Regions from separate parts of the Homo sapiens genome. Here region 2 is linked to region 1. Evidence: read pairs that join two places in POLR2A ChIA-PET (ENCODE). Cell type or tissue: IMR-90. All regions are shown on one strand. Each heading gives the region's core, and the rest is flanking DNA. Links, peaks and the distances in the headings are about the cores only.

Evidence for each region. Peaks named below come from ENCODE experiments on the same cell type or tissue, not always from the same donor. Only the 100,000 strongest peaks of a DNase experiment are listed, where the experiment ranks them.
Region 2: POLR2A ChIA-PET joins it to region 1 with 20 read pairs; 2 of 35 experiments call an interaction of 5 or more read pairs at or near these places.

The regions. Positions count from the first base shown.
Region 1 is chr20:668,911-684,822 of GRCh38, forward strand. It overlaps SCRT2 (scratch family transcriptional repressor 2), which reads right to left and starts at 6,892. Exons shown (of 2, transcript NM_033129.4): 1 at 6,559-6,892. The coding sequence starts at 6,691. RefSeq lists an enhancer at 4,120-4,633 and a silencer at 6,762-6,841. In IMR-90, for the core only: a CTCF peak has its summit at 4,334; a DNase peak (open chromatin) is centred at 6,821; H3K27me3 peaks cover 4,613 bases.
Region 2 is chr20:451,027-461,684 of GRCh38, forward strand. All of the region lies in intron 1 of TBC1D20 (TBC1 domain family member 20), which reads right to left. Among named protein-coding and RNA genes, the nearest start is that of TBC1D20, 6.2 kb to the right of the region's middle. In IMR-90, for the core only: no CTCF peak of the experiment used is centred there; no DNase peak of the experiment used is centred there.

The DNA of each region.
Region 1 (15,912 bases), core at 3,076-11,075:
TCCCTGTGAGCCAGACATTGCCCTGTGCCCAGAGGCCCAGAGAGGGGAGAGGATTTGCCCAAGGTCACTGAGAGGGAGGCGGCAGGTTTGAAACCCTCCAAGGCCTGTGTTTTTTCCAAAACACCAGAGAGGGCATGGAGACTTGCTGGGGAAGAGATCTTCAATTGGTAGGGGAAGGGGTGGTGCGTTTCCTCAAACACTCCCTAGTTAGCCTGTGGTGGGGTGGGTGGGGGCACGGGGTGGTGGGGGCATGGAGAAGCTGTTGTGGAAAATGCTTCAGCCTCTTGTAAGTATTTGTAAATCATACTTAATAACAGTAATGCCTATCACTTACTGAGCACTTACTTGGTGCAAGGCATCCTGCTAAATGCTTTGTGCACATTAGCTCATGTCTAAGGTCACTTCCCTCCATGCCCTTGTTCTGCAGAAGCTGAAGCCCAGACAAAGGCCTTGACCCACCTCAGGTCACAAAACAAGTTCTCATCAGAGCTGGGTTGGCCTCCTTTTCTTTCCTTTTTTTCAGTCCAGGACTCCTTTCCCCAGTCTCTCCCAGACTCCCAAGGTGCCAAACTTTCTCCAGGGAATTCCTAGCCTCAGCCTCACCTCTCTGTCCTAAAATGGGCAGAAAAAGACAGGGGCCTGGTGGGGGGCCAGCTTCCCCGGCGGCCCACTTTCCTGAGGAGGGCTGGGCCCTGCTGGGTGGTAGGGGCTGGAGGAGCTGCTGTATGGGTATATTTAGAGCTGCTTCTTGCTGTGCCAGGGCCTCGGGCCTCGAGAATCAGCTCCAGCCAGCTGAGCAGAAAGCCAGGTCTGTCAGCAGCAAAGCGGGATAAAAATAGTTTCTCCTGTCTGCTCACAGAGCTGGGCAAAGGGGCTGGGTACCTCCCCCTCCCCTTATTATAGCATCTTTGTTAGCGGTTCCCTGGGCACTGGACCAGAAATGACACCCACCTCCTCCAAAGGCCTGGCAGCTGGTACATCTGCCCACGGGGAGGAGGTCCCTGTGCCCAAATGAGCAGGGGACAGAGTGAGGTCTGGCCCAACATGACCAACGCTGCATGGCTTGGGGCTGATGCCCACTGACCCAGGCCCAAGGAACTTTGAGAGAATTTCAAGGCTTTTCCCCACCACCCCCATCTCTTGGAATTCCCCACATTCTGGTCTTTCCTGACTGTGACCCAATTCCTGTGGCCTACAGGGAGGTCCAGAGCTCTGCAGGAATCAATAGGAAAGATTTTTCAGGGGGGTATGGAGATGAGAGTGAGTGGCTCAGGGTCTTCATTTGCCCAGCCTGGGTTCGTAGAGTTGCCTCCTGCTCCCTCGGGGGGGATCTCCAGTGGGCCCTTTCTGGGCCTCGTTCCGGAGACTGGGTGTGTTGTGCAGTGCTCCACCTCTTCCCCCGGCCTCCTACTTTCTGCTCTGCCGCCTCTCTCTCTAGAAGGGTGCACTCAGAGGGCCCATTCCAAACCCCTCCCTATCCAAAGGCTGGCCTGGCAGTAGACGCTTCACTTCAGGGGAGTCCACAGCTGGGAAAGAGACCAAGAGGCCCGAGGGACCCCATCTCTCCCGGCAGAGGGCCTCCAGGCTGTGGGGGCCCCTAAAACCTGTGGATGTAGCACCCACTAGGGAGGTGTGACAGGGTGCACCGTTTATGCTCTTGTGACTTTGGGCAAGTCACGGCCTCTCTGTGACCTCAGTTTTGCCTCTGTAGGTTGGAGTGAATCCTCCCCTGCCCCCCGCTGCCCTTTGCCCACTGTGGATTTGTGTGGCCAGAGAGTGCCTTTGGGATGTGTAGATTGCTGTACTGACATAAGGGACTTGGTGTACTCTCTGGCCCTCCTTCAGCAATCAAAGACTGAGACTATCTAAAGTGTGGAAGCTCAGCTCAGGACCCTCACGTCCCTCTCGTAACCCCAGGCTTTAGAGGAAATCAGGGGTTCCCAGATTCCATATCTCACATGGGCCTCATCATTCCACACTTCCACTGAGCCCTGTTAATTCACAGGAATATTAGATTTCTGGGTCCCTAGAAGGTCAAAGCTGAAAGAGATCATATTCAACCGTTTGATATTATGAAAGGAAAACAGAGGCTGGGAGGAGAGGGGAGACTAGGCCAAGGCCACACAGAAGGCTAATGGTGAGTCTAAGACTTGAACTCAGCCCAGCCTTGAGAGCGGATCTGGACAATGACCTTGGACTGGAAACTGGGCCTGAATCTTGATTCTGGACCCAGCACTTTGCCCTGGACCTGTTCATAGGTATTGAAATTTGAAATTGGACATGGATTTGTCCTGGATAGCAGACCTGGACCTATAACCTCAGACACTGACCTTGGACCTAGTCCTTGGACCTGGTCCTATACCTGAAGTTTGACGTAGGCATTGGACTTGGACCTCAGATCTGTACTTGGATGTTGGACTGAATGTTGGACCTTGACCTAGACTTTGAACCTGGGCCTCTGACATGTCTTTAACCTGGACCTTGGACCTGGACCAAGGCCAAGTTACCAGGGAAAGGGGTGGTTAGAGAAGACTCAGATGGGTCTGCTGTGTGTCCATGGGCACCTCCCCAGCCTTCTCTGTGCTTGCTCTTCCAAAAGACTGGGGAAGCCCTTTTGCATTGCTGCTCCCCAGAGGAGCTTTCTGAGGTGTGGAATGGATGTGTGGCAGCTGGGGACATTGGGCCGGGCTCCCGGGCTTGGCCTGGAGCGACTACCCGGCACCATCAGAGGGAGTGAGAGGAAGTGGGCGCTGGTTTAATGTGGTCAGCTAGATAAGCCCATGGGTAGAAGTAGGAGAGTTTCCTCAGCTTGCTGGGGGAGGCTTAATGTAGCTGCAGAGGGCAGACAACTGTGTTATTGGATTGGCATTGATCCCTCATCTGCCTGGGTTGGATGCACTCTGAGAGGGCAGGAGGGCAGGACAGGGCGGGGATGCAGAGGAAGGGGGGCCTGGCTCCAAGCTGGGGTTCGGAGTTAAGGTGGAGGGGAGGCAGACACTCCAGAAGATATTCTTGGCAGGGGCCCACAGAGACCACTGACATGCATGTGGGTGGGCCACCTTCTTTGGGGTGGCTGAGAGTCCCAGTATCCTTCAGATGGGGGCCCCGGTCTGTGGGGAGGGCCTGGTGGAGTTGGAGGGTGAGGTTAGCAGAGGGTTAGGATGATGTAAGTTGGCATCTCCCAGAAAGACTGAGTCTGTGCTCAGAATCACCCAGGGGAGAAGAGGGGAAGGGAAAGCAGTGGAGGAGCAAGAGAGGCATCTTACTTGAGGGGACAATGAAATTAGATCTATTCCCACTTATCAGGGAGCTCTGCAGAGAGACCTGGTGCTTTCTTCATTTGAGGGGCTCCCCTTCCCTGTTTAGGAGTTCTGTGGGCTTGGGGGGACCCTGGAGCACAGACAGACTTGCTGCACCCTCTGTTCTGCCTGGCGGTAGAGGCTGAAAGGGAGTAGGAAGGCAAAGAAGAGCATTGCTCGTGTGTGTGTGTGTGTGTGTGTGTGTGTGTGTGTGCGCGCGTGCGTGTGTGTGTATGGAGGAGGAGCAGGAGTCCTCCAGGAATTCTCCAGCATTCTCAGGCATTCCCAGAGCTGGGGTACACCTCTTTAATTTGGGGTTCTGCATCTTTATCAGCTAGGAGCTTGTGGTTTCTCTGACCTCCACATTCACAGGCTCCCCCAACCCCTGCTCCCCCGACCCAGGTTTCCCTCCCGCCAGCCTCATCCTGACCCTGCAGCCCGAGCTGCAGGAATGGCTTGTAAGAAGATCTTTCTAATAACTGGAACTATCTCCAGCCCCAGGCCTCCCCCGCCCTCCCTCCCTCCCTCTCTCCTTCCCTCCCTCCCTTGCTTCTCCTCCCTCCCTCTCCTCATCTTCCCCCCCTCCTCTCTTTCTCCTTGTTTACCCAGCACACTTACACACGCTGAGAGAGAAAAACGTCGGCTCAGCAATTTTTCACACTTCCCTCAAATGCTCAGCAAGGTTATTTCCGGCAGAGCGGAGACAACGGGCCACCAGGAGCCGGCGGGCTCTCAGCAGACCCCCAGCACCCTCCACCCGCCCAGGGAATAAGGGATCCCTCACTGCCCAGTCTGGCCGCACCCCAGGGAGGGAAGAGGCCCCTGAAAACAAGACAAGGCAGACTTTGTATTTCCCAGTCATACCTAGGCTTGGTCTCTGGCACTGACCGTCCACTGCAGACACTGCCAAGGTGGCCAGGCCAGGGTGCCTGTCCTCACTATGGGGTAGCCTACAGAGACCAAAGCCAAGAAAAGTGCCCGATCCCAGAAATGCCGCTACCCTCAGCCAGGTGGCGTATGTTCAGTGGAGCCCTAAGGAAACCCTGACAGTGGCCTCCCAGCATCCTGTTAGACCCCTGTGCAGGCATCTCCAGTGCCTGACATTCCATAGTTGACCTTCACAGAAGCTGAGCTTGTCAAAGTTGGAAGGATGCTTAGTTTATGCCATCAAAACTCTTTCACTGCTGGGGAGGCTGAGGACCAGAGAAGGGAAGGCACTTGCCCAAGGTCACACAGCATGTGAGAGATCTAGAGCCCAGGCCTCCAAATTTCAGGCCAGGTTTCTGGCTATCAGCACAGCCTCAGGATTCCTGAGAGGTGAGGGAGTTGGTCTGGAGACCCATGGGGAAGGGGACAAAGACAGAGGTGGTTCTAGGGTGTTAAACCCGGTGGAACCTCTGCAGAAACACCCTGCTGGTGGCTCTGCACCCGCCCTGCTTCCCACTATTCACTCAGGGGCTCCTTTCAAAGCTTTTTTTTGGACTGAATTCAAGGCAAGGCATTCTCTTGCCTCCCTCCTGAGGAACAGCCTGCAGTTTTGGCTGTGCATGGGAAATTCTCTGGGCTTCTCTGGGTTTCCTCAGCTGGCCTGGGGACAGGACCAACGGGGCTTCAGGGGGTGGAATCCCAGAGCTTTGTGTCAGTGTCAGTCCCTTAAGAGATCCATATCCCAAGCTTGCAGATATTTCAGTTTCTACCAGCTTTGAGCGCACACTCTCCAGCTTTGGCATGGCCCCAGGTCCACCCTCTGTCCTGCCAGCCCTCAGCCCTGCTCAGCCATGTCCCTGGGCTTCTGACCTCCACCTCAAGAGGCCCTGTGATCAAGAAAAGAGGACAGTAGAATAAGGGACATGTGGGCAGAGGAGAAGGGGTTTCTGTTAAGGGTCTGGGGGATGCCAGTGGATGAGGGGCTGTAGCTGTATCCCTGATCACTCTGTAACTTCTTTGACCTTGATGAGGTCACAAAGCCCTTTGCCCAGCACTCTCTCTCTCTCTACCTGGTGTGGCAGAGTGATGGAATGTGGGTGAAGTGCTTGGAAATCCCAGAGGTGGAAGCCCCCATCCTCCCAGGCTCCTGTCTTTGCCATCTCAGTTCCCCCCTCATCCTCAGTCCTTTCTTTTCTCCTCTCTCAATCTCCCTCTTTCTCTCTCTCTCTTTCCCCACCCCCATCTCTCTCTCTCTCTCTCTCTCACACACACACACACACACACACACACACACACACACACACAACCCAAAGCTGCCACATGTGATGTCAGATCTCTCACTACCAAAGGGACACCTCCTCTTCAGACACCTGCCCTGGTGGGGGCCATCAGGGGAGAACCCCTTTGTGATCCCCTTGGTGGAGGATGGGATCCACAGAAGCAGTCTCCACTTTCCCCTGCCTTCCAGAGATCACCCCCTTCTGCACCTGAATGACTTCTCTTGTTCCTCAAACCCTTGTCCCTGCAGGAACTTGTTCTGAGAAGAGATGGAGTGTGTGTGTGTGTGTGTGTGTGTGTGTGTGTGTGTGTGTGTGTATGTGTAGTGAGGAGGGGGCTTACGAGGAGCAGCAGGGTTGGTTCTGGAGGGGGTTGAGAAGCTGGGGATGGGGAAGGAGTGCAATCCAGGGGACCAGGAGCCACTTTGGGGGAACCCCTCCCAGAAATCCTCTCTTTCTTGCAGTCCCCAGGACAGGCCCAGCCTTTGGCAGGCATGTGGCTGAGGGTAACAAAAGAGTTATTGAGAGAGGGGGTCTGAGAGCACTTGTGTGACATCGGCAGGGGAGCAGGTTTGAAGGGAGGGAGGGCGCCCCCAGCCACCCCCAGGGAACCAACCCTGTCTCTCCAGGGACTGAACATCCAGGGCTCTTTACCTTCCCCCTTCCCGGGCAGCCAGCTTCTCTTCCTCAACGGGGGAGAGGGAACCCTCAAAGTGCCTTGTGCCTCAGTGCCCAGCGCTGGCCTTTCACGAGCAGCCCCGTCTGTGTTCTCTTGCCACCCCCTCACTCTAGCCCTATTTGAGGGCCACAACTTTCAAAGTCCCGGCTGGCGCGTGGCTGCGGGATGGGCCGACCCCGCGACTTTCCCTTTGTACGACCTAGCCCCTGCCCCGCCCGCACGGCCCTTGGAAAGCCCGGGAGGAGCCCACGGCCAGAGAGATCTCCTCCCGGGGGTTTCCTGTCGCACGCGCCCCTCCTCGTGGCCCAAGCTGGGGAGGGCCCCAGCTCCCCTCGCCTCTTCTCCCAACCCCCCGCCCCCGCCGGGTCCCACTCACCGTTGTCCCCGGGAGGCCCCCGGGCGCCAGGCAGCACGTAGGCTGTCTCCAAGGGGTGGTAGGTGGGGGCCGGCACCCCGCTGCACTGGAAGCCGTCCCCTTTGATCTTCTTTACCAGGAAGGAGCGCGGCATGGCGCGGCCGGCGCGGGGCTCGGTGCGGGGAGGCGGCCGGCCGGGCGCGATCGGCTGTGTCCGCGCGGGTTTTCAGCACTGGACAGCTCCCAGCGGGCTGGAGCGCGGGAGGCCGCTCGGAGCCGGCACCGGTGGCGGCGGCCCCGGCTCGGGCTCGGGCTTGGCGGCGGCGGCGCGCAGACAGGGGATCGCGGGAGCTGCGCTCAGCACTCCGGCTGCCGGCTTTATATGGGACGCAGGCTGGAGATCAGGTGGTCCCCTAGCAATGGAACCGCTCGGCGCTCTAATCCATCAAATGTCCCCCAGGACAATCGCTCCGCACACGTTCCCCTGAACCGGCGGCGGTGGGGGCAGGCCCGGAGCAGGCAGGAGGGGAGAAAGTGAGGGCGAGAAAGGCGCAGAGACAGAGAGGGACGGAGAAAGGGGAGTGAGGGGGGCGGGGAGAAGAAGAGAGACTCGGAGAAAGACAGAGACATACAGGGAAAGAGAGACGCACACGCTGAGAGAGGTAGAAATAGAAGCAGAGAGACCAAGATAAGGACAAAAAGACACAAGAGAGAAACAGAGAGAGAAGAAAGACAGAGATGGAGAGAAGTAGCAACACACACACACCCACGGGAGGAAAAGAGAAATCCAGGCACACAAAAAGGAAACCCCCCCAGGGATGCAAAGAAAGGGAAAGAAAAGTGCAAAAGAGAGGGGGAAGCCGAGGGGAACGGAGGGAAAGCGGTCCCGAGCAGGCGGGGTTCAGGCACATGGGGCCGCAGGGAAGGGGATGCAGAGGAAAGAGTGCGCACTGGCCAGCGGCCACCCTCCCGCCTCCAGTCCTCTCCCTCTCCCCCAGTTCTGAAGTGGCCAGGGTGGACGCTCAGCTTTCACTAGAGTAAGTCTCCCCTCCCCCCTGCTCGGGCTCCCACTGGAGCCCCCTGTTGGGTTTGGGGTTCAACTTTCTTCTTCCAGAACTGGTGGGGGGAGCAAGTCCCCCACGCCGATGCCTGGCCTTGCTCGGTTGGTCCTGTTCCGGTGCCTAGCTCAGGCGGGCGCTGCAAGAGGAAGTGAAAATCGTCCAGTAATTAATTTTCCTGCTGCCGGGGGGTGGTGGTTTTGACACATCCGAGGCAGTGTCTTTCCCTGAAGCGGGGAGCAGACAATAGAGACACGTGGACTGGGAAGGGAGAGGGGGGAAGGGAGGGGGAGCGGGGCTCCTGCTGGAACTCTTTGCAGGTCAGCTCCTTTGTCTCTAAAAGGATCTGAGCAGACCCGCCACCCCCAGTCCGACCCAAACCTGGGGGAGCCCCCATATCTTGGCAGGACCAAGGAGCAGGAGAGCTCAGCCCCCTGCCCAGAGGGTGCTGGGCAAAGCCCCATGGTGGCGGACCTGCTTTAGCAAGTGTGGGATGGCCAGTGCACAAGAGTCCCAGAATCAGACTCTAGGAATTCCAGGCTCTCGCTGTCAATGGAATTCTGGTTATGAGATGCAAGGCTGGTGGAGTGGGGATGTCCTTTTGGGACTGGGTCATCCAATACCAGTTTGCAGGCTAAGACCTAGAGAGGGCTTGGAGGTGCTTGAGGTCATGCAGTGAGTCAGCAGCAATTGCCAGAGACCTCAGTGGCCTCTGGGCACCACTGAATCAGGGCCTATCATGGTCCTTGAGGTGTAGCCCAGAAGTCTCAGAATAAAACTGGGGCCCCTCGTGGTGGTTCAAGCCTGTAATCCCAGCATTTTGGGAGGCTGAGGCAGGAGGATCACTTGAGGTCAGGAGTTTGAGACCAGCCTGGGCAACATAGTGAGACCTTGTCTCTACAAATAGTTAAAAAAAAAAAAAAAATTAGCCAGGTGTGGTGGTGCACACATGTGGCCTTAGCTACTTGGGAGGATGTGGTGGGAGGATCGCTTGGGCCTGGGAGTTCGAGGCTGCAGTGAGCTGTAATGGCACCACTGCGCTCCAGCCTGGATGAAAGAGCGAGACCCTATCTCCAAAATAATAATAATAATAATAATAAGTTAGAGTTTCCAATGCAGGATCTGTTGGCCTTGAATATTTTCAAAAGACATAAAGATGCAAGGATGTGGAAGCAGAAGGTTTGCCATTGAATTTGCCCTGTATGGTTTTAGATTGTTTTCCCTGACCGAAATAAGGAATTAAGGCAGTTTACTCCCTATATATAAACATTGAAAAACATTGCAGGTCCAAAACAATGGGGGCCCCTGATCTTGCCAAGGCCCTGCATGGTCTAGAGGTCCCCCACCATCTTTCCTGTTGCATTGCCTCATATCTTGCCCATGGGAATTTTTTTTTTTTTTGAGATGGAGTTTCGCTCTCGTTGTCCAGGCTGGAGTGCAATGGCGCGATCACAGCCCACTGCAACCTCCGCCTCCCAGGTTCAAGTGATTCTCCTGTCTCAGCCTCCTGAATAGCTGGGATTACAGGGTGCGCCACCATGCCTGGCTAATTTTTTGTCTTTTTATCAGAGACGGGGTTTCACCATGTTGCCCATGGGACTTTTTTAAACCTCTGTCACTGAGAGTTGAAGTGACCACACCCTTGACTCATGGCACGCCCATGCATTCTCTGCTCCAGCCATAGGTGCCTACTGGTGCTTTGGGCTTGCAGCTCTCTTGACCTGTATACCATTTCCACTGCCCAGAGTCCTTCCCTGCACTTCACCCTAGGAAACCCCTACTTGTTCTCAAGACTCAGCCGAGGGGTCACTTCCTCCAGGAGGTGTCCCTGACTTCCATCATTGCAGACTGGGCCAACTCACCCACTGGTCCCTGAGCTTCATGAGGACAAAGACTCTGTCCCATGTATGGCTTAACACACTCTTAACAGTGTGCATGAGGGTCTTCTAGCTCCCCTACTTATTAGCCATAGGTCCTTGGACAAGTTACTCAACCGCTCTGTGCCTCAATTTCCCCACTTATAAAATGGGAATAATAATTGTCACTACCTAAGTGTTGTTGGGAGTGTTAGAAGAGTTACTACATATAAAGGGCTTGGAATGGTGACTGGCATATGGTAGGAGTTCAATGCTTGAGGGTTCTATATATGCAGTTTTGCCTGTAGCATGCAGCGCTCATTTGTTACATGTTAGTGGGATTCTGTGGAATGAGTGGTGAACTAGGCATCTCTGGTCCCTGCTTTCTTGCAGCTGATCTTGCAGCTGTCCATTCATTGAGTGGATGGACACCAAGCAAGAAAATCCTTAAATCAACAATATATTTTCAGATAGTTGACCAGTGCTGTGAGGAACATAAAACAGGGTGAGATGATGGAGAGTGATGGTGCCTTTAGGCAGGGTGACCAGCAAGGGTCTCCTGGGAGAGGTGGCATGTGCACCTAGACTTGAGCCAGCCATGGAAGGAGCCCAGGAAAGAGTGCTCCAGCCAGAGGCTTCACAAGTTCAAAGGCTCTGAGGCAGGAATGAGCTTGAGCAGCTGAGGACAGCAAGAAGGGAAGGAAGATGAGTTCAACATGTTAGCAGGGCCAGACCCAGAGATTACTCCATAAATCCCAAATGAATGAGTGAATGAAAGAATGAATGATTGTAGGGGTGAGATTCAGCCTATAACTATAGCTTACAACTGTGACTAAGTAGACCTATTGGTTGGAGAATAACTTTTCACTGTTTACATAGAGGAAGTTGCTTATTTGTTCAGTCATTGACAATTGTGGTATAGCCATATTTTTTAGTTTGTGCTGGGTACTTGGATCTCTGTCCTCTAGGGGTGCCTAGTTCACTGTGGGTAAATAAGGCAAGTGGGTGTCATCTAGCTCACCTCCACCTGCCTGATGGTTCTACCTCTCCAACCTCACATCTAAGAGATGGCAAAACGGATCCCAGAGTCCTTAAAAAGGAATATAGGTCACAGCAACTTTTGACAGAGCTGGGACTGGACTGTTCTCACTGGGCAAGATAGTGATCCACCCCTTAACTGATCAAAGGAAGCCCCACAGAAATGGTGTATTAATAGGTCCTGCAGCCCACTAGTGTCGGGTTGAGGATAGAACCCCAGGTCTCTGACCACAGGTTGGAAGGTGGTGTGGGTGCATTTAGCATATGAGAAGAAGCCTTGAGCCCTGAAGATGAGGTTCCAAAATACCTTCAGAGGGGAGGAGGCCTTAAGTATGGATGAAATACACAATGGCCAGCAGAATTTCATCACTAGGACACCAGGAAGGGCCTTCTGTCCCCCAAACCTCCCCCCACCCCAGCTTACTGGTTTCAGGAAGTTCACTGTGGGGAATTAATTTCTCTAAGTCACATGAAATAAGGAAATAACTTTTATTCCCAAGGATGTTCGCTGCAGCATCAGAGATGGTAATAAAAACCCTGGGTTGGAGAAAGCAAGGAGAGGGTTGTGAAGAAGACGTTCACTCCATGTAGTATTCTGCAGCCATTAAAAATTCTCATTTGGGGAGAAAAGCTCATAAAATGTGTTAAGTGAGGGGTGCAGAATACAGAAACCTCTCACAGCACGTTCACAACCATGAACCAAAACAAAAATAAACACACACAAAAGAGTGAAATAAGGGTCTGGAACTATGGGGTTTCCCTCTCCCTTCTTTTTGTGTTTTCCAAAAAGATCATAAAATATTTCAGTTCAGCCAGGTGCAGTGGCTCACGCCTGTAATCCCAGTACTTTGGGAGGCTGAGGCGGGTGGATCACGAGGTCAAGAGATTGAGACCATCCTGGCCAACATTGTGAAACCCCATCTCTACTAAAAATACAAAAATTAGTTGGGCATGGTGGCGCGCGACTGTAGTGTCAGCTACTAGGGAGGCTGAGGCAGGAGAATCTCTTGAACCCAGGAGGTGGAAGTTGCAGTGAGCTGAGATCGCGCCACTGCACTCCAGCCTTGTGACAGAGCAAGACTCCATCTCAGGAAAAAAAAAATAGTTCAACAAATATTTATCTTGAGCACTTGCTAACTGTCACTTACTTCCAAATAGAAGAAATGCTGAAGTTTAGTAAACCATGTCAGGATATTCACTATTCATTCTTCTGACTTTTGGGAAGTTGGCATTGTGAATTTCCCCAGTGGCAATAATAATTATTAGTACATCGCCAGCAACATTACAGAGCCACCCCACAGGCCTGGCAGTGTGCTAAGCACTTTCCCTTTGAAGAAGGTGACCTTGCCTGGGGCTTTAGATTGAGGGATTTGGAGTCAGCCTATTTTCAGTTTAAATTCCTGCTCTGCCATTTCCCGACTGTGTAATTCTCTGTGCCTCCATTTTCTCATCTGTAAAATGGGTGTATAAATTGGGCCTGTCTCACAAGGTTGCAGTGAGGATTAAATGATAATATAGGCATCAAGTGCTTAGAGCAGTGCCTGGCACACAATAACTTGATAAATGTTGACAGTTGCTATTTACATATCCTCACTTATCTAAGCCTTACCATGGCCTCATGGGAGAAGGTGCTGTTATTGAAATGACTGGTTCATGGCTACATAGTCACTGTACAGAGGAGCTAAAGAGTGTCCCATGTCTTCATGGCCTACTGCCTTCCTGCCCAGGAGCCCCAGGTCTTGGCATAATAGGTCTAGCTGGCTGCAGGCTTAGCCCTCTCTGGCCTACCTCGTCTGCTCTGGCATCTTCCATATTTCAACTGTGCCCTGCCCATCAGGAAGAAGGGCAGTTCCCAGGGTCTAGGTGTGAGTCTCAGGGCTGTGTGACCCTAGGTGGCTGGCAGAGCCACCCTGGGCCTCACCCTGCACATCCATAAAGAGGGGTTGGGGCATCCTATGATTCACTGGCTTCACTCTATGGGGTCAGGAAGGAGCACTGACCTGGGAGTCAGGAGCCCAGTTCCAGCCCTGCTTCTGCTCCCTTTGCCCTCCCCTTTGGGCCCCAGCTTTCTTGTCTGTCAAATGGGAATGGGACAAGATGGTCCCTGAGCTGCTGTCCAGACCCGGTAATGGAATTCTGTATGAATTCCAAGGAGGAGAGTAGCCACAAATGCATCCGCTCCACGCTGATGGGGCTCTCTCTCCGGTAAGCTTCACTTACTCTGCCATTTCTCCAGTGTATTTTATCAGACCCACCTCCTCTGAGCCAAAGAAAAGAGGGTAGGAGCAGGATGAAACAAACTCACAGCTCTGTTCATTCAGGCTCATCACAGAGATGACTTGCCCAAGGGCATGTGGCAGGTCCTCTGAAATTTGAGGAAGGCTGTGTTTTCTTTTGTGTCACTTTGGTCCTCCGGGAAGCAGATGTGAAAATGGAGGTGTAAGTGTAAGAGATTTATTGAGAAAACACCGTGAGAAATGGAGGAGAGCCTTCAGAGAGGGATGCAGGTCTGATACTGTGAAAGGAGAGGTGGAATAAAGAAAGATTGGGGAAGAGGAGCCTCAGGCCATGGTGCAGGTCTAAGGAAGTCCTAGCCAACCCAACAGGGAGCTCCTGTGCAAAGATTTCCTGTAGAGGAGTCCCGTGCTCGACAGAAGGGCAGACCCTAGTTTCCCACCATGCTCAGTCATCAGCCGGCCTGTCCTGGAAGAGTGGCTGTGCTGACAACTATGGCAGATTGCAAAGGTGTTGCAGCTGGAGGCTCTCAGTGACTGTAGTCCAGAGAAGATCTGAGTGGCACCTCCCTAAGGCTGCCACATGTTTTTCTTTATTCATTTAATAGACACTTACAGAACTCTGGGCCATGTGCCAGTTACTGATCTATGCACTTTACAAATATTACCTTAGTTAATCCTTACCCTCGCCTTTTGAGACAGATGGTATTTTTAGCCCCATTTTATAGAGGGAGAAACTGAGCACAAAGAGGTTAAGTAAGTTGCCCAAGGTTTCACAGCCAGTAGGTGATAAGCCACAAATCCAACCCAGGCAAGCTGCTTGGAGGCTCTGCTCTGACCACTCCACCACACTGCCTCCTCTCCAGCTGCAAATGCCTTGGTGGCAATTTCTGGGACCATTTCCATTTTCATTTTTCATTGGCTCAGGACCTCACAGCCTTAACAGGAAGGGGCCTACTGTGGTGGCTGGGGGCATAGCAGGGTCCCAGCTCCCCCTGAAGCTTCTACCTTGCTCCCTCAAAGACTTCCACCTCAAAGCCTTTGCATATATTGTTCCCACTGCCCAGAGCACTCTTCCACCCCCTTCCTTGCCTAGGTAACCCCTCCTCCCATCGCTCCCTTGCCTGACCCCAGGATCTAGCCCAGGATAGGGGTGATATGTAGTGGAAAGGAGCTAGTTGACATTTATTGAGCACTTATTATGTGCTAGGAGCCAAGTCCAGCCCTTTACATAGATTGCCTCACTTAACCATCATAACAACCTGTGAGTGTGGCCCATGGCTATCCCCATTTTACAGATGAGGAAACCAAGGCTCACAGATGCAAGGTGACTTGCCCAAGGAGACCCAGCTAGGAATCAGTGGTGTCAGTATTTAAACCAGGCTGCCTGGCTACAAAGTCCTGATCTTAAACCATGAGTCCTTCCCTCTAAGAGGGCAAAAGATACCAATGCTAGGGTGGGTAGGTGAGGGCCCTCCAAAGAATGTCCCTCCCCTTCCCCCTGCCAGGGCTGACAGCTCCTTGAGTGGGATTCCGGATCTGCTCCATTCATTGCCGCACCTCCATCGTCTACCCAGAGCCGGGTAAATAGTAAGTGCTCAGTAAATACATCAATTGAATGAATAAACTAATGAGTGAAAAACCTTCTTGCGACCCGCAGTCACCTTGGTCCCCTTTGACCAGAGCCAGGTTGACGTGTCAACCGTCAAGATATCCCTCTGTTTTGGGTGATAATTAGATTTCTATCTTGACTGTTACAGACATTGGTATTCCTCCATTAAAATGTCTTTCTTTCAGGCCAGGTCCGGTGGCTCACGCCTGTAATCCCAACACTCTGGGGGGCCGAGGCGGGTGGATCACCTGAGTTCAGGAGTTCGAGACCAGACTGGCCAACATGGTGAAACCCTGTCTCTACTAAAAATACAAAAATCAGCTGGGCATGATGGGGCGTGCCTGTGATCCCAGCTACTCAGGAGGCTGAGGCATGAGAATCGCTTGAACCTGGGAGGAGGAGGTTGCAGTGAGCCAAGACTGCGCCACTGCACTCCAGCCTAGGTGATGGAGTGAGACTCTGTCTTAAAAAAAAAAAAAAAAGAAAGAAAGAAAAGAAAAAAAGTCTTTCTTTCAAAGTTGGAGACATCCCTAAACATTCTAACTCCTGTCCCTGACAAGGTCCCATCTTAAGCAGGTCTCTGAAACCTCTGGAAGAAGGAATTGGCTATCAGGAGTCTGATCACCAGGCTGCCTGCGGGGTCAGGGTATTTGGGGTGGGCCTCTGGCATGGTTTAGCGGTGGGCTGGCCAAAAGCCCCTAGACAAGAGCCCACCATTCAAGCAAGTGGGATAACTCAGCGTTTGGGCCTGGGTCACCCTGAGCCAAGTTTTATTTTTTATTTTTATTTTGTAGAGGTAGGGTCTTGCTCTCATCCAGGCTGTAGTGCAGTGTTGTGATCATGGCTTATGGCAGCCTTGAACTCCTGGGGTCAAGTGATCCTCCTCCCTCAGCCTCCTGAGCAGCTGGGACTACAGGTGCATGCCACCATGCCCTGGCTAATTTTTAAACTCTTTGTAGAGATGGGATTTTGCTATACTTCCCAGACTGGTCTCAAACTCTTGGCCTCAAGTGATCCTCACGCCTCGGCCTCCTAAAGTGCTGGGATTATAGATGTGAGCCACTGTACCTGGCTGAGCCAAATTTTAATCCTGGCTCTGCCTCTTCAAGCTGGTTGGCCCTGGGCAAGTTACTTTGCCTCTTTGCAGCTCTATTTCATCTCTGTAAACAGAGGCCAGTGGGAGCACCTGCTAAGTAGGGCTGTAGGGGGCTTCATGTATAGTCAGCCCTTGGTAAGTGGGAGCTCTACTTGAAGGGCCTTTGAGATAACAGCATTGTCTCCTCCCCACCCCCATTTGACAGTTGTGGAACCTGAGGCATGGGACAGGGAAATGCTTTCCCTGGAACATTCAGGCTCCCTGCCAAGTCAGGATGGGCTTCCTCACTCCAAGGTGGCCTCTCTTGCCTCCCTCTCTTCCCCACCAGCCGAGCTCAGAACCATGCCTGGGAGATGCTGAGGTGGCAATGGAGCTGCAGAGTTGGCATTTCCAGGCTCCCAGGACTCCTGGCACAGAGGAATCAACCCCTCTCAGCAGCCCCGGCTCTGCCTCCTGCTCCCTGCCTCTGCTCATATACCAG
Region 2 (10,658 bases), core at 1,213-9,212, 220 kb before region 1:
GAAATGTTACACAAGACAACACCAAACGTCACAAGGCAGTAGACTATAATTGTCAAAAAAGGTGCATGCAGACAATAATGGCCAAGAGCTCAAAGAGACTGCAGTGGGTCAGGGCCAAGCTAACCTGAGAAGTGTACCTTAAAAAGGAAGAGGAGCAAAACTCTCTTGACATGCTTAATTGTGATGTTTAATGAACATCCTTGCAGTGTAAGACGACCTTTTTAAAATACATTCTTGGCCGGGGACGGTGGCTCACGTCTGTAATCCCAGCACTTTGGGAGGCCAAGGCAGGCAGATCACCTGAGGTCAGGAGTTCGAGACCAGCCTGGCCAACATGGTGAAACCCTGTCTCTACTTTAAAAATACAAAAAACTAGCCGGGCATGGTGGCAGGCGCTTGTGGTCCCAGCTACTCAGGAGGCTGAGGCAGGAGAATCGCTTGAACCTGCAAGGTGGAGGTTATAGTGAGCCGAGATAGCGTCACTGCACTCTAGCCTGGACGTCAGAGCAAGACTCTGTCTCAAAAGAAAAATAAATAAATAAATAAATTCTCTCGGCTTCAGACCTACCTATCTTTGGTGTCTCAAGTTAAACCCAAAGCAGCACCCATCACATCTGCCTTTTCTTTACTTTTGTCTCCTATTGCTTCCAGATACCTTCTTCCTTTTCCTGCAAAGCCCATTCTGCTGGAGTGGAAAAGTCCAATGCCTTGATGCCAGGGTCTTGTTCAGTCACTCAAGATGGAGTGTAGTGGCACAGTCATGGCTCACTGCAGCCTCAACCATATATATATAGTTTAAATAAATCAATAAACCAATAAATTCTCTCTTAATGATGGTTTGAGCCTCACCACTTGATTAGGACAATCAGCATAACCTGTAGAATCTTATTTGGAATTGAATTCTGTATTGTAATTTTGTTCCTGTTCATTTTTAAATTTTATTTTTCTTTCACTGTAAAGATGATACTCTGCTTTAAATGTTAAAAGTGTACAAGCAAAAGGCCGGGCACAGTGGTTCACACCTGTAATCCCAGCACTTTGGGAGGCTGAGGCAGGCAGATCACGAGGTCAGGTGTTCGAGACCAGCCTGACCAACATGAGGAAACCCCGTCTCTACTAAAAATACAAAAGTTAGCCTGGCCTGGTGGCGCACGCCTGTAATCCCAGCTACTCATGAGGCTGAAAGAGGAGAATTGCTTGAACCCCGGTGGCAGAGGCTGGAGTGAGCCAAGATCGCACAACTGCACTCCAGCCTGGGCGCGACATAGCGAGACTCCATCTCAAAAACAAACAAACAAAAAAAAGTGTACAAGTTAAGGAAGCCAGGTACAATGGCTCACACCTGTAATCCCAGTGCTGTGGAGGGCCAAGGTGTGAGAATCACTTGAGTCCACAAAATCGAGAACAGCCTGGGCAACAAAGTGAGACCCTGTCTCTACAAAAAGTACGAAAAGTTAGCCAGGCATGGTGGTCCCAGCTACTCAGGAGGCTGGGGCGAGAGGATCACTTGAGCCCAGGAGTATAAGGCTGTGGTGAGCTATGATAGCACCACTGCACTTCAGCCTAGGTGACAGAGCAATACCCTATTATCAAGGCACTGGACTTTTCCACTCCAGCAGAATTCTAAATTTTATTTAAACTATGTAGTATATATTAGGTGCAAGGCACCAGAGTTCATGTGAAGTGGAAGATATCACCAGAAGGTAGGGCAGATTTTAGAAATAACTAACAGAAGGTACATTAGGTTTTAGAAGGGACACCAAGCATCTTCCCCAGCAATGTTCTAGTCTGAGGAAAAGGAGGAAGGTGTCCTGGTGACCTGTCTCTAAAAACAAAAACAAGGCTGGGCACGGTGGTTCATGCCTGTGATCCCAGCATTTTGGGAGGCCGAGGCGGGCAGACCACCTGAGATTGCGAGTTTGAGACCAGCCTGACCAACACGGAGAAACCCCATCTCTACTAAAAATACAAAATTAGCCGGGCGTGGTGGCACAGGCCGGTAATGCCAGCTACTCAGGAGGCTGAAGCAGAATCGCTTGAACCCAGGGGGCGGAGATTGAGGTAAGCTGAGATTGCAGATCGCGCCATTGCACTCCAGCCTGGGCAACAAGAGCGAAACTCCGTTTCAAAAAAAAAAAAAAAAAAAAAAAAAAAAAAAAAAACAGGCTGGGCGCAGTGGCTCACGCCTGTAATCCTCGCACTTTGGGAGGCCGAAGTGGGCAGATCATCTGAGGTCAGGAGTTCGAGACCAGCCTGACCAACATGGAGAAACCCCGTCTCTACTAAAAATACAAAAAATTAGCCGGGCGTGGCGGCGCATGCCTGTAATCCCAGCTACTCGGGAGGCTGAGGCAGGAGAATTGCTTGAACCTGGGAGGCAGAGGTTGCAGTGAGCCGAGATCATGCTATATGCCACTGCACTCTAGCCTGGGCGACAAGAGCGAAACTCCGTCTCAAAAACAACAACAACAACGACAGCAACCACGGACGGTGGCTCGTGCCTGTAATCCAGCATTTTTTTTTTTTTTTTTTTTTTTGAGACGGAGTCTCGCCCTATTGCCCAGACTGGAGTGCAGAGGCGCAATCTCGGCTTACTGCAACCTCCACCTCCCAGGTTCAAGTGATTCTCCTGCCTCAGTCTCCTGAGTAGCTGGGATTACGGGCACGTGCCACCATGCCTGGCTAATTTTTTTTTTTGTATTTTTAGTAGAGACAGGGTTTCACCATGTTGGTCAGGCTAGTCTCAAACTCCTGACCTCGTGACCCGCCAGTCTCAGCCTCCCAAAGTACTGAGATTACAGGCGTGAGCCACCACACCTGGCCTATCCCAGCACTTTGGGAGGCCGAGGTGGATGGATCACTGAGGTCAGGAGATTGAGACGAGCCTGGCCAACATGGTGAAACTCCATCTCTATTAAAAATACAATAATTAGGCCAGGTGCGGTGGCTCACGCCTGCAATTCCAGCAGTTTGGGAGGCCGAGGTGGGCAGATCATGAGGTCAGGAGATCGAGACCATCTTGGCTAACACGGTGAAACCCTGTCTTTACTAAAAAAATACAAAAAAATTAGCCAGGCGTGGTGGCGGGCGCCTGTAGTCCCAGCTACTCGAGAGGCTGAGGCAGGAGAATGAGGTGAACCTGGGAGGCGGAGCTTGCAGTGAGCTGAGATCACACCACTGCACTCTAGCCTGGGTGACAAGTTCTGTCTCAAAAAAAAAAAAAAAAGGCAGAAAGAACATGGATTCACCTGCTTATACAAGAAAAAAGGAAAAAAAAAAGTGTACGAGTTGCCTTGTTACAATAAAACTAAATGTGTATACACACAAAGGAAATGGAGGACATTCAGGGGCTGGGATGAAGGGTACAGAAGAAAGGCCAGGAGATACGGCCCTTCCATTTGACAGTAAATAGACTAATTAAAAAATATTTATGTAGTATATATTAGGTGCAAGGCACCAGAGTTCATTTGAAGTGGAAGATATCACCAGAAGGTAGGGCAGATTTTAGAAATAACTAACAGAAGGTACATTAGGTTTTAGAAGGGACACCAAGCATCTTCCCCAGCAATGTTCTAGTCTGAGACCATTGTGAGTCTACAAACTGTTTCTATGACAAAGCTGTACATTATTATTATTATTATTATTATTTTATTTTTATTTTTTGAGACAGAGTCTTGCTTTGTCTCCCAGGCTGGAGTGCAGTGAAGCAATCTTGGCTCACTGGAACCTCTGTCTCTTGGGTTCAAACCATTCTCGGGCCTCAGCCTCCCAGGTAGCCAGGATTACAGGCGCATGCTGCCACCACACCTAGCTAATTTTTTGTATTTTTAGTAGAGACAGGGTTTCACCATGCCAGGCTGGTCTCGAACTCCTGACCTGAAGTGATCTGCCTGCCTCAGGCTCCCAAAGTGCTGGGATTATAGGCATGAGCCATCAGGTCTGGCCCATTATTAACATAAATTAAAGTTGGTACTAATAAGTCACAGGTGAGCTACCTATGAGACCTGAAACGTAAAACCCACATAAACAGAGGCACTAGCTGGTTTGGAGCCATGTGCAATTGGAAGTGCGACAGAAAGATAATAGGAGTAACTTTTCACCTCGGTAAACCTGTCCTCCTGGCTTGACTGCTGTTTCCTGGTAACCTAGTAGGGTGACCATTTGTCCTCATCTGTCTGAGATCTTCCTGGTTTATACCTAGAGTCCTGGCACAATTGTTCACAGCAAACCCTTTCTGCTCCCTGTATTCTCAAATATGTCCCAGTTTGGAAGCCAAATTAAATGGTTACCTACCTAGAAATCATTAAAAATAAAACCCCTTCTGGGCACACCTATAATCCCAGTACTTTGGGAGGCCAAGGTGGGCAGATTACCTGAAGTCAGGAGATCGAGACCAGCCTGACCAACATGGTGAAACCCTGTCTCTACTAAAAATATAAAAATTAGCCGGGTGTGGTGGTGCACGCTTGTAGTCCCATCTACTCAGGAGGATGAGGCAGGAGAATCGCTTGAACCCGGGAGGCGGAGGTTACAGTGTGCCGAGATCATGCCACTGTACTCCAGACTGGGCAACAGAGTGACACTCTGTCTCATAAAATAAATAAATAAAAAATAAAATAAAATAGGCCAGGCGTGGTGGCTCATGCCTGTAATCCCAGCACTTTGGGAAGTCGAGGCGAGCGGATCACCTGAGGTCAGGCGTTCGAGACCAGCCTGACCAACATGGCGAAACCCCGTCTCCACTAAAAATACAAAATTAGCCAGGCGTGGTGGCAGGTGCCTGTAATCCTAGTTACTTGGGAGGCTGAGGCAGGAGAATCACTTGAACCCAAGAGGCGGAGGTTACAGTGAGCTGAGATCACGCCACTGCACTCCAGCCTGGGCAACGAGAGCAAAACTCCGTCTCAAAAAAATAAACAAAATAAAAATAAAAATATAATAAAATAAAAACCACTGCCGGGCATGGTTTTTAGTCCAGACGTGGCTCATGCTTATAATCCCAGCACTTTAGGAAGCCGACGTGGGCAGATTGCTTGACCCCAGGATTTGGAGAGCAACCAGCCTGCACAACATGGCAAAACCTTGTCTCTACAAAAAATAGGTGGGCGTGACGGCGTGCACCTGTAATTCCAGCTGCTTAGGAGGCAGAGGCGGGTTGTAGTGAGGCATGATTGTGCCACTGCACTCCAGCCTGGGTGATAGAGTAAGACTCTGTCTCAAAAACAAAAAAAAATCTCCAATTTCTTCTGTCAGCATAACACCTAGTCAATTGTTCATGAGATGTGTCAAGCTCTTGACTCAGGTGTGTCCTTTCATCCATTCATCCATTCATCCATTCATCCGCCTGCCCATTTGTCCAGTCATTCATCAGTCTGTCACTTAATGGGTGTCTACTTGTACTAAGCACTGTACTGGGGATAAAAAGATGAATTACTCCCTCCCAGCCCTTGAAGGGCTCACAGTAGGGACACAAACAATTATTATATATAATAGAATCTGAGGGATTATGAAAATCCAGAGGAAAGAATGACTTTTTTTCTTCTTCTTTTTTTTTGAGACGGAGTTACGCTCTTTGTTGCCCAGGCTGGAGCGCAGTGTTGCGATCTCAGCTCACTGCAACCTCCACCTCCTGGGTTTGAGCAGTTCTCCTGCCTCAGCCTCCCGAGTAGCTGGGATTACAGGCATTCACCACCACGCCTGGCTAATTTTTTGTATTTTTAGTGGAGACGGGGTTTTGCCATGTTGGCCAGGCTGGTCTTGAAATCCTGATCTCAGGTGATCTGCCTGCCTCGGCCTCCCAAAGTGCTGGGATTACAGGAGTGAGCCACCACACCTGGCCAAGAATGACTACTTCTAAAGCAGTCAGGAAAGGCTTCACCAAGAATATATTCTGGATCCTTCTTTTAATTTTTTTTTTTTTTTTTTTTGAGACAGAGTTTCACTCTTGTTGCCCAGGATGGAGTGCAACGGCACGATCTCAGCTCACCGCAACCTCCACCTCCCAGGTTCAAGCAATTCTCCTGCCTCAGCCTCCCGAGTAGCTGGGATTACAGGCATGCACCACCATGCCTGGCTAATTTTGTATTTTTAGTAGAGACAGGGTTTTTCCATGTTGGTCAGGCTGGTCTCGAACTCCCCACCTCAGGTGATCCGCCCACCTTGGCCTCCCAAAGTGCTAGGATTACAGGCATGAGCCACCGCATCTGGCCCTTCTTTTTAATTTTTATTTATTTATTTAGACAGGGTCTCACTCTGTTGCCTTGGCTGGAGTGCAGTGGCACAATCATAGCTCACTGCAGCCTCAACCTCTAGGGCTCAAGCGATCCTTCCACCTCAGCCTTCTATGCCACCATGCCTAATTTTAAAAAAATTTTTTGTAGAGGTGGGGTCTCATTATGTTGCCCAGACTGATCTTGAACTCCTGGGCTCAAGCAATCCTCTTGCCTCAACCTCCCAAAGTGCTAGGATCGCAGATGTGAGCCACCACACTGGGCTCTGGTACGTTCTTAAAGAAAATTTTGCCACAGGGAAGAGTGTGTTAAGGGGAAAGTACTCCAGGCAGAAGAGTTATGTGCAAAGACCTTGTCACATGAAAGAAACACCATGTCCAGGAAACAAAGAGTTCTATGAAGCTGAAGTGCCAGGTAAAGGGAGAGAACAGAAGCAGGTAGCACCGCAGTAAAAGAGGCTGGGCTGGATTCATCCCGCAAAGGAGTCTGGGTTTATCCTGTACTCAGGAGGAAGACAGGGAGGGATTTTACTTTGGGCCTGAGGGCCATCCTTTGGAAGACCAGGCTGTACGTTTTCAAGAGGGGTCAAAAACATGCAGGAAACAGAGAAGCCTTTTTATATAACATCGGTGGAGGCAAACCATGAGAAGAATTTAATTTCCAACAAAGAGAAAAAACCTAACATATTTAATTTTTTTTTAACTTGGGAGTACCCCTGCACTTTCCACACATCACAAATTGACAGCACTTGAGTGGCAATACTGAATACTGCTTGAGGGAAGCTGATATTCAGAAGTCTTGTTAACCTATTTGCTAAGAGTATGATAATTTTTCTTCAGTTTGTTTAGACATACATCCACCCCATCTCTCTTTCTAAATAAGCTATTCGGCAATCTGGGAGAAAGGAAATCTTGTATCTTGGGGAAAAAAACCACTATGCAGTCAACTGAATTTCCATGAGGTTTTGGCAAACCATTTGCCAGAATGTTACTTAATTCTGAACTCAAATCCTCAAATCATACCTCCCATAACTCATTTCTCTTAAGACTCTGTTCCAATTTTTTTTTTTTTTTTAGAGACAGGGTCTTACTCTGTCACCCAGGCTGGAGAATAGTGGCACGATCATGGCTCACTGCAGCCTCAACCTTCTGGGCTCAAGTGATCCTCCTGCCTTAGCCTCCCAGGTAGCTGGGACCACAGACAAGCTCCACTGGCCCAGCTAATTTTTGCGTATATATATTTTGTAGAGAAAAAAAGTGTTGCCCAGGCTGATCTCAAACTCCTGGGCTCTAGTGATCCACCCACCTCGACCTCCCAAAGTGCTGGGATTACAGGCGTTGAGCCACCATACCTGGCCTCCAATTCTACTTTTAATCCTGCATTTCAAAATTTACTTACTATTTCAAAATTTTTGGCACTCTGTGGGAACGCAACAAATACGTGCAGAATATAGTAAGTGATTTAGTTTAGTTATTGTTCCTCTGGAAAAAACTGGCTTGCAGTAAATGACATTATTTTTCCCATACTGTTAAGGTGATGCTCACTGCAGAACTCTCTAAACAGATCTGCAGACTCTTTGGCCTGTTTCTAACACTACCGGTGTTTCCCAGAGGAGGATGCTGTCCCAACGTGGATTTCGGCTGCTGTTTTTTTCAGGCCCCAACACCACCCTCCTCAACCCCACAGCCTAGTGATTAAATGTCAGTGGCAGATGGAGAAAGCACTCCCACGTGTGCCACTCTGACAAATACTTTATTCCAACTAAATGTATAGGCTCTCACTGTGACATAAAAAGGGAAGAGGAAACAGAAAATTCAAGTGAGCTAAAGATGTATGAATTACAGAGTGAGATCAACTGCTAGACGACACAGGGAGGGAGTTAGCAGCGTCTCCACTGAAAGACAAATTCACAGACATCCTGTTTATTTCCGAAAGAGAAACATCATAGAGCTATTCTTGGGATGTTCAGGAAAAGATTAAAATAAATGCCTATTATCTATTGTATTTCGAGATAAACTTTATAGATTTAGAGCAGGACACACATTTCTGGACTTGAGAACGCTGTATCTGGCTTGGAATAAAAGCCCACATTTCATCTAGAGGTAGAATGTATGTCATTCTAATCTCCCTCAATCCTTTCTTCTCCAATTTCTTTATTGCCCCACTTACAAGATAGTGCACTATTATTCCAAAGCTGATACCTTCCAAATTCCTTTATAGTAGAGGTCTTGGCTATCATAACCATGATGGAACGAATGACCGTCCTACAGCTGGCTGCAAAATATAAGACTGCTATAAATAAATCCCTGATGCCTGAAAAGTAATTCATTCAACAAAGGAAGATAGGTATGACTTTGGCCTACTCTTCATTAGAACGCTTATTTTTATTTATTTATTTATTTATTTATAAAGAGGGCAAAGCAGACTTTATTTGAGGGGCACCACAGCAATAGGTATAGCAACAACTGCAACAGGGTTTTGTAGTCAGGGAGGGAGATCAGACTCAACTCCCTAAAATGCTAATTTTAACAATGGGACACTTCATCTGAACTGTGGTTCTTAATGGTTCAGATAAAGATGACACAACCCACTATTGGCTTAAACTTCTCCCAACTCTGGCTACAGAATCCAGGTAAAGATTTCTGCCCCCTCAGAGTAATAGGCATGTCCAAAATCACCTGGATTAGGGCACTTAATACACTGGGAAGGGACGATAACAACTAAAGATGACCACTATCCATGCCTCCTCTAAAAGTTTTTTCATATATTTTTTCATATCACCAAAACAAATACTAACTTGGATCAACTAATTTATATAATGGAATCTCGTGTGAGCGTACAAAATTCCATACTGATTATTTGGTTTAAGCCTGCATTATCATAAAGGCTTTACAGTCTTTAAACTGAAATTAAGCTCAAATTAAGAAATGCTAGTCTTAAAACAATGGAAGGGGGGGGCCGTTTTGTGTGGAGGGAGGGAGACAGACATACCCCTACACCCACCCACAACTACTGATATTGACATTGGAAATTAACTTGAAAATTTATGCCTGTAGTCCCAGCTACTCAGGAGGCTGAGGTGGGAGGAGCACTTAAGTCCAGGAGTTGGGAGATGACAGTGAGCTTTGACTGTGACACTGCACTCCAACCCGGGTGACAGGGCAAGATCCCATCTCTCAAAAAAAAAAAAAAAAAATGCTTTAACTCCACGTCTGTACCAGAAGACCACAGCAGGAGAGGAAAACCTTATTTCAGTCTGGGTAAGAGTTCTATTAAACACAAAATAAAACAAACTAGCCTCTGTTTCTGGAGGTCTTCATTAGTAGTTTCTACAAAACAGTATCCAAATTAGCAAAGATTCTGTTAACTACCTGGAAAAAGCAGGTACCAAGAAAGAATGTTTCACTACAATGGAAAAAAACAGTCTAGTAAGTAAACCAATCTGACTATAAACGCTACAAAAGAGGGATTCTAGCATTAGTAACTTTGCCAACAATACTCTGATATGATTAAAAAACAAAACAATAACAAAAACAAAAAACCTCATCTTTAAATTTGTCCCATTCATCCAGAGAAGCAAAATCAAGGAAACTAGAGGGGGTAAAGTCTTGCAACAGATACACAGCTGCACTGCCAACAGGTCACAAGACCCATGCTGCCTAGGGCATTGACTGTTATGCCATGAGGACAGACATCACACAAACACCAGTAATTAAAGGGTTACGGTGCCAAAGGGTTCAGAGCTCCACTTCCATTCAGTATCAGAACATAAGAAAAAGGGAAAAACAGAAAATGAGCCCAAATAAAATATAAAATAAAATATAGATACCAGGAGCTTCCTCAAAATATGTGGGTTGTATTAATAACGTGTTTGGCTCTGTTACGGGCACCATCCATCAGAGGACTGGAAATAGGGAAAGTCACCTTAGTCTTCCTCAAGGAAAAAAGATTATTTAACTTGGTTCACGGTGTACATTCATAATTTTAACTGTCATGTATTTATTGAATGAAAAACATTTGAGAACATCATGTGCAACAAAAACATGATTTCACAGAAATTGTCCAAACTAAAAGAGTATAAAAATAGAAGCGCTTTTTATACAATTATTTACTTATTATTATTATTGAGATAGGGTCTCCATCTGTCACCCAGGCCGGAGTGCAGTGGCGCAATCATAGAGTAGCCTCTAAGTCCTGGGCTCAAGCGATCCTCCTGCCTCAGCCTCCAGAGTCGTTGGGATCACAGGCTCGAGCCTCCACACCCGACTAACTTTTAAAAACTTTTTGTAGAGATGAGGCCTCGCTGTGTTTCCCAGCCTGATCTCGAAATCCTGGCCTCAATCGATCCTCCAACCATGGCCTCCCAAAGCGCTGGGATTACAGGCGCGAGCCATGGTGCCCGGCCGCTTTTACACAATTGAATAACAT